Linked DNA regions of Homo sapiens: all the other regions are linked to region 2. The links are chromatin loops, found by intact Hi-C in ENCODE. Cell type or tissue: PC-3. All regions are shown on one strand.

Region 1 (2,500 bases), 200 kb before region 2:
GTGGCAGAAAATAGAAAGATTGAACAATGATTTCAGGGATAAAATGGACTAAGTATAATTGCATGATCTGTCTGTTCTTGCATAAATCACTTCTATAAGAAGGATTATATACGTTTTTGCTTTAGTTTGTTACCACCACAGTCTGGCATATAAACTATGCCTGCCTCTTACCCTTTGTGAACTAGAGATCCTGCTCTGTTTTTATTGCCTTAGACTTTCAGAGATCAGCAATTACAAAAGCTTCCAAGACTTTTCTCTGCTCAGAAGCTTTGTATATTTTTGCAAAAGAACATAGTTTGGGATGTATCTTTGCAGGCCACAGGTTCTTTCCCACCCGAGGGTCAGGAGGAGGACATCAAGAGAAAGGATCAGTGAAGACAGAGCTTAGAGCAATCACAGCTTTAGTCTTCACCATTTAGCTTTCTGCTCTCCTTCCCTACGTAGATCTATCTCCACTATTTATAGTGGAGAAACACAGATGTGCTCATTATTTCCTTGGATTGATTTAATGTAAATTAACTTATTAATAAATACCCTTTCTTACCTTTCCCTGTCCATTATCTCATAACATACACAGCACATGAAGCAAACAAGGAAGTTTCCTGGAGGTATTACTTGTTCATTTATCACCTAAGTGTCTTTATCCTGCTTTTGCTCATCTAAACTGTGTAGTATTGAAAGGAAAAAAGAAAAAAATACATGAGGAAGAACAGACATGTCCTTTCTTATTTGCATTTCTCCATCTCTTGTCATCATTCTCCTTTACTACACCTTGGCCAACATAACCGTTTTGCAATACCAGCAATTCCTACTCCCTTATGATAAATATTCACCTCTTATCTTCTAATATCTTATAATCTGCCCACTTGGGACCAGTAACACCTACACCAGAGACTATGAATGACTGGTGATGTAATTTAATAAAGGACCCAAGAATATTTGGAAACAGCCCAGTATTCACTGTCAGTAACAATGTTTGTGAATATCTGAGTTTTCTTTCGGCAAAATCCCTTAAACCTTATTTATTTATTTATTTATTTTTGCATTATAGAGGGCCTGTTCACCATAAAAAGCACAATTCGATAAATAGCAAGTAATGAGAACAAGGCACACATGCAGTAGTAAACCAGAAAAGGAAAATGTTACTGCTGTAGCAGCACAAATGAGGTCATCATGGTACAGGGGCTGTAATAGTCAGAGGCTCAACTTGGTGGTCACTAGCCTTTGATCAGCAATTTCCAGTTAGTCAGAGTCATGTCCAAGGACAGAGGGCAAAGCATGAAAGACGTATCAGCAATAAGTCAGAAGCAGGAAAATGGAAAAAGTCTTAAAAAAAAAAACAAAAAAAACCTGACTTGGAAACCAGGGATGAAACCAGGAACACAGGTTTCAGCTCCCAGGTCACATTTCTCCCAGGTCACAGCTGGGAGAAATGAAGCTGAAGGTGGAGAAAGCATGGAGGAGGTGAGTCACAGGCCAAGGAACAAAAGCCAGGGAACAAAGCATGGAACACCATGAGTCAGCCATGCTCAGGATAATGAGCAAAGACAGCCTTTCCATTAAACAGCTGCCTTTTGGAGGTGCATGATGGCTGGACTTTCAAGTCTTAAGTTAGCAGGAACATGGGGCTGCTTTGGGCCCTGCTTCTGGACACTTGAGGGTCTGATGGACACAAGAACCCCAGTGGAGGTACCTCTAAAAGAATTCAGATCCCATCAAAGAGGAAGGAGAGAGATTATTCCAAAATGTGATCATGTGATAAAGAAGCAAGTTGAGAAGGCAGATGGGCCCACATGGCGGAGGACTTAAGGAGGATTTAAGTTAGTGAATTCATACCCTGAAGGCTCTTTGGAAAAGCAGAATAACATCATAAAAGCAAAATTGTGTGCAGAAAAAAAATCAAGGACTTTCTATTGTACTTTGAATCTCTGTTTCATTTATGTTTTAAATGTCTAATTTAATTGTTGCAGTCATATTTCAAAATCGTATGGCCTAAGCAGAAATCATAAATTTTATTAAGTGCCCTGTTTCTTAGTCCAGCTGCTGTAACAGAATACCACAGACTTGGTAATTTATAAACAGAGATTTCTTACATTTCTGGGGGCTAGGAAGTCCTAGGTTGAAGGGGCCAGATCTGGCAAAGGCCATCTTGCAAGATACCATGGCAGAAGCCATGAGGGTAAGAGAGCATTGGATGAGGAAGGGAAGAAAGTGAGATGAAAGCATCCTTTTATCAAAAATTCACTCTTCAGATAAGCGACCTTCTCCAGCCAATAATGGCATTAATCCATTCATGAGGGTTAGCTCTCATGACCTAATCACCTCTTTCAGGTCCCACCTCTCAACAGTGTTAACTGGGGATTAAGTTTCCAACAAGTAAGCCTTGAGGGACACATTCAAACAATAGCATTATGATAATGTAAACTTTAAATAATAAGTAAAGAAATGAATCCCTTTTCCAAAACTTTCCAAATCTGTTTTCAAGTTATTAATCTATATT
Region 2 (2,500 bases):
GCTTTATTAAAGGGCCAGTTCCACTGAAGAAACTAGTAGAGACCCTTATCCACACTGTGCTTGTTCCACACTTGCCTACAGTGGTTGTAGTTCCTTCATTCGGGACCTTTATTACTATCTTCTTTAAAAATAAGTTGCCTTTTTTGGTACATTGAGTATCTTCAGTACAAGGAAATTTTGCCTTCAAAATACCCCACTAATAATGGTTCATCCTGTAACTTTTTATCCCTTTTGCCTACTTGTTGTACTTGCTTGATGCCAGACACTATTCTCTAGCCACAGGTTACATGCAGCTTTCCGCACATGGCCACCCCATGTTCTCCAGTTAGGACACGGGTTCTATTTTGCCCTCTTTTGTAGAGCTAGCAACTGCTTTATTGTTGTCTGAGCTGAAAATGGAGCCTTGATGGACAAAAACAGACATCTTATCACTTTTTAACGTAAAACCATCAAACTTGGCTTTCCGTTGATCCACCAAATTATGCTTTTACTTTTGCCTCCATTTCATAAAATTAACTACCCTAAGCATGCCTGTCTAATTGCAAATTTCCATTCCCTCATGTCCAACCTCTGCCTCCCACTGCACCACTGTAATTTGCCAAGTGAAACCTGCCCAAGTTCAGAGAGACTCAGGCAAACAAAACTCACGAAAAGGAGTACTTTTTTGTCCGGAGTTAAATCAATATTGCAATGAAGAAAATAATCTCCTTAGAATGACAGTACATGCATCTTGCTTCCCATTCCCATTTTATGTAATTATCTGTGCTGTGATGCTCGATCCAAACAAGTGCTGTCTCATTTGTAATCAGGGCAGAGAGTACGACTCCATCACTTTTACCCGAGTCCCTCATACAGCATTGCTTGTGATCAGAATTTTCAAAACTGCATTTCCAAAATCACAACTGGGATCATTTTTGCTTAGAAGCCACGTGACAGAAGCCTCACAGACAAACCTGAAATCTTAAACAAGCTTTAAAAGTATGACATAATGATTATCCGATAATGTCTAAAAGCAAGTGGCACATTCAGGTAGTTCAGTTTGATTTGCTGTGCTCAGAGTCGACTGGGTAGTTCATGTGCAAATCTTCTGCTAAGTCATTTCCTCTCTTTGTTTTCAGACTGGATTTCCAAGCAAAATATTCATATCTTTTTCTGTACATAGACTGACTCAGCCTTGCCACAATTTTGTGGGCAGAAAGGGTATGTGTGTTATGTACTTATCTTATTCATCATTGTATGATATTAGGGTGGTGATTCTGAGATATGTTAATTTTTCTTGTTTTCATTGGATTCTTTTCTTTCCAACCTTCATTCCTATTGATGTGTTCATAGGTTATCATTTGTGTGATTTTTGAGACACAATGAATCAAAGGGATTAAAAGATCACTTGGATACACAATTTTTTCATTGATATAACAGTGGGCACTTGCCTCTGCATGTAACAGAAATTAAAAAAAAAAAAAATGGAAGAATCCCCATGTGTTGCTCTCAACAGAGCTGAGAATCGCATTACCAGAGGCATGACTGGCGTAGACCTCTCATGCCACACAAATGCCTCACTTCTCCACCTGGGGTTAGCAAAAAACTTTCAGTCAACACTTGCATTCATGGCTCATAAATGTTGAGACTTGAGCAGCCTTCTTGCTAGGTGGGTTTCTATGCGGGGGTAGGAGTTTACTCTGAAATTAATTGTAGAATTTCTCTAGGAAGCCAAGCTAGCTGAATTCATTTATTCTGAGTTCAGAATTATGAAAAAGTGAGACCAGTTTTAAGTTTTACATTTTGAAGAATTTTAATATAAGCATGATAGTTTACAACTGCTGTGAGTGAGAAAAAAAATTCTCTGTGTTCTTGCTTCTAATTTGATTTGAATCCATAAAGTATATCTCAATCAGAAAGCAACTTGTTGTAAAGGAGAAAAATAGAATTTATAGACATGAAAATAAATAGATGAAAATCATGGGTGGTTATTTGATCTTTAGAAGGTACAAAGTAGCCACAAATTATGGGTACCATTTTCTTCCACATTTTAGTTTTACATTCCTGAAACTTGGGGTATGCATTTATTCAATAGTCATTCACCCTGCTAAGCAGAGGGAACACAACGAAAACAAGATACAAATCTTGCCCTCAAGAAGCTCACAATCTACTTAGAGGGTATTAACATAAATATTTTAAAAGAAAGTCCTTAAGTGTAGGGGTAGGAATATGAATGGAGTATTAGAAAAGCATAAGCAAAGGCATCTAACCCATCAGGCTTTCTGGAGGAGGTGGGATCTGGTCTGCAATTTGAAGGTTATGTAGAGGGTCACTATGTGAAAGGAGGTATAGGAAGAGCAAAGGAACTGGAAGGAGGAGCACGGTGCACAGGCAAATTAAGTGTTTCCACATTGCCAGAGAGAAAACCATGAGGTACAGATTAATAAGAGCTAAGCCTGGAGAGGCCAGCAAGATCCTGATCTTCAGGGTCTTACTTATAGCATGTGGTGGAAAGCATTCT
Region 3 (2,500 bases), 87 kb before region 2:
AAAACCTCTATGGCTAGAATAATTCTTTCATAAAGACAAAGATGATACTAAGAATAAAAGAGAAAAAAGAGAATAAGCCTAGAAACACGGGATTGTAGTTTGATGATATGATGTGTGGATGGTGGGTATGAAAAGAGAAGGCCTCGGTTGTGTAAGTGAGTAGGTGTGAGTGAATATAAATATTGAAATTAAAGAACAGGACTTACAGAGAATGGAATATGAGAAAATTCTTCAATTACATTTCTTTGCAGCACCTTCTTTCTTTCCCAAAACTATGTGCTTTAGTGACACTGACCTACTTACTCATTCTTCAGTTTGCCATTTTTTCCAAAATGATATAACTTTGCTACTCTAGGCTCTTTCATAGAATGTTCCCAGAGCAGTGCTTTGAAGTAGAGGAAACATGGAGTCATGCAACCATGGATTCAGAGGTCACATCTGCCTCTATCAAACTGTGTAAACTTGAGCCTTTGTTATTTACGACCATTAATTTCAAAACCTGTAAAATGGGGATAAGATATCCAGCCATATGGTGATCATAGGGTTCAAGTAAGGCAATATTCATGAAACACTGACCACAATATCACAAGACAACATGTAGGACAAGTTTAGTAAAGATTAATCTTCCCAGAGCCCCCAATTTACTACTCCGTGACTTCTACTTAGGCTTCACAGTCCGATGCAGTGTCACCTCCTCCATGCAGTCCTTGCCAAAGCCCCCAAGCAAAATTTGGTATCTTTCTCCAAGCTGTCAAAGCATCTTAGTCATATTGTATGGTCTTAGTATGATTACATGTCTATCTACCCCATGTGGATTTGGACTTTATCAATTTCTTGTGTTTCGTACCTTCATCATGATAGTCTAGGGATTTCTGTTTTGTAACAAAGGCATTCATCAAGATGACATTTACAAAAATTAGTATGTACTATCTGAGAATGTTGAAATGTGGATTACTCAGTTCTTGGAAGTGTGTTAGCCTGCACTGCAGAGACCATCACTCTCTCTCTCCTCTGGTTCCCGTTTGCCCAGCTATCACCCTTAATTGATTTATGGGGGACCCTGCTCTTCTTTATGACCTTGCCTCTCATGTTCTCTCAAGTTAGTTTCTTTTTGTAAAACTATACCTTTGCTAATGAAATACCACCAATGGACGCTATAAGGTACTCTTGAAACATGTAATACAACACATTATATACTGCCCAAAGGGGTAGTACTAACTACAAAGGATGAAAAAACTACGACTACTGTAAAAGTTTACTTTTAGGAATGTGTTTTTTCTCCTTATGTTTTAATCTCAAAAAAGGTTTACACTCCGATCCCTTTATTTCAATCTACATATTCTTAAACTGCTAAATGTCTAGAAATAATTATAATACAACTAATGTTTACTCAGTATTTACTATGGCACAACACCAGAAAAGCTTTTTATGTGTCATCTCATTTTATTGCTATGGCAAACTTACAGGAGAGATATTATCATTATGCCAATTTCACAGATGAGGAAGTTAAACCATCATTAGACTAATTCTAATTTTAAAAGCCTAGTTTGCACATTATGCACTATTTATACATGGACTTATATATTGACAGAATTAGCTACCTCCTAGGGTTTATGATATTTTCATTATTTTCTTTTCTAACATTTAGGTACATAAAGAGCCTATGTTAAGATTTTTCTAGCTATAAATAAAGCAGCTTTGTTTATATGATTGCCTTCTGTCATTTGACAGGAATGCATATAAATAGGAAACCAAGTAAATACATTTTATTAAAAATAGGAAGCAGACAAAGAAAAAGTCAAAAAGTTCAGGATGGATGCTTCTTACTGCAGGCACTGAAGGGGAGGAACTGTGGCAGTCAAAGGGTTACACAAGAACTTACAACTTCCTGAGCAGTTGAAATAATCAAAAAGAAACAGAAGCTATCCTAATAGTAACATTTATTTACTTTTACCAAAATAGTAGGTGTCTAAGATCTACAGTAAGCTACTGATTTTTGCATTTACTCTACTGATTTCCTTGTAATAAACAGAAAACTGATCAAAGGCAGCCTTCTCAAATTACTTATATTTATTACAAGATTATTCTACCATAACAAACAAATCTCCAAAATAGAAAAATTTGATTTTTGTGGACCAAATGTTGTTATTTATACACATTCATTCTCCTCGACAGGCATATTCCTTTAGGGTAGAGGTAAAAGCCCTTAGGTGAGTGCCTATCATGGTCCATTAATGTCTTAGGCCATTTGGGCTGCTATAACAAAGTACCATAAACTAAGTGGCTTATAAACAACATAAATTTATTTCTCAAAGTTCTGGAGGCTATGAAACATAAAGCCTTCTGTTGCCAGCAGATTCAGTGTTTGATGAAGGCTGAATTTCTGGCTCATACACAGTAATATGGTTTTGTTCTCTGTCCCCCCAAAATCTCATCTCAAATTGTAATCCTATGCCAAGGAAGGGAACTGGTGGGAAGTGATTGGATCATAGGGGCAGTT

Evidence for each region. Peaks named below come from ENCODE experiments on the same cell type or tissue, not always from the same donor. Only the 100,000 strongest peaks of a DNase experiment are listed, where the experiment ranks them.
Region 1: a loop joins it to region 2, with 2.1 times the contacts of the local background. A loop is called at or near these places in 2 of 110 quality-filtered maps.
Region 3: a loop joins it to region 2, with 5 times the contacts of the local background. A loop is called at or near these places in 3 of 110 quality-filtered maps.

The regions. Positions count from the first base shown.
Region 1 is chr21:28,435,277-28,437,776 of GRCh38, forward strand. No RefSeq gene overlaps it. Among named protein-coding and RNA genes, the nearest start is that of LINC00161, 100 kb to the right of the region's middle. In PC-3, no CTCF peak of the experiment used is centred here; a DNase peak (open chromatin) is centred at 1,485; H3K27ac peaks cover 1,147 bases.
Region 2 is chr21:28,636,004-28,638,503 of GRCh38, forward strand. It overlaps a transcript of HEMK2 not described here. Among named protein-coding and RNA genes, the nearest start is that of LINC00161, 98 kb to the left of the region's middle. In PC-3, no CTCF peak of the experiment used is centred here; DNase peaks (open chromatin) are centred at 1,148 and 1,468; H3K4me3 peaks cover 1,130 bases; H3K27ac peaks cover 2,500 bases.
Region 3 is chr21:28,548,828-28,551,327 of GRCh38, forward strand. No RefSeq gene overlaps it. Among named protein-coding and RNA genes, the nearest start is that of LINC00161, 11 kb to the left of the region's middle. In PC-3, no CTCF peak of the experiment used is centred here; a DNase peak (open chromatin) is centred at 1,434; H3K4me3 peaks cover 1,143 bases; H3K27ac peaks cover 2,172 bases.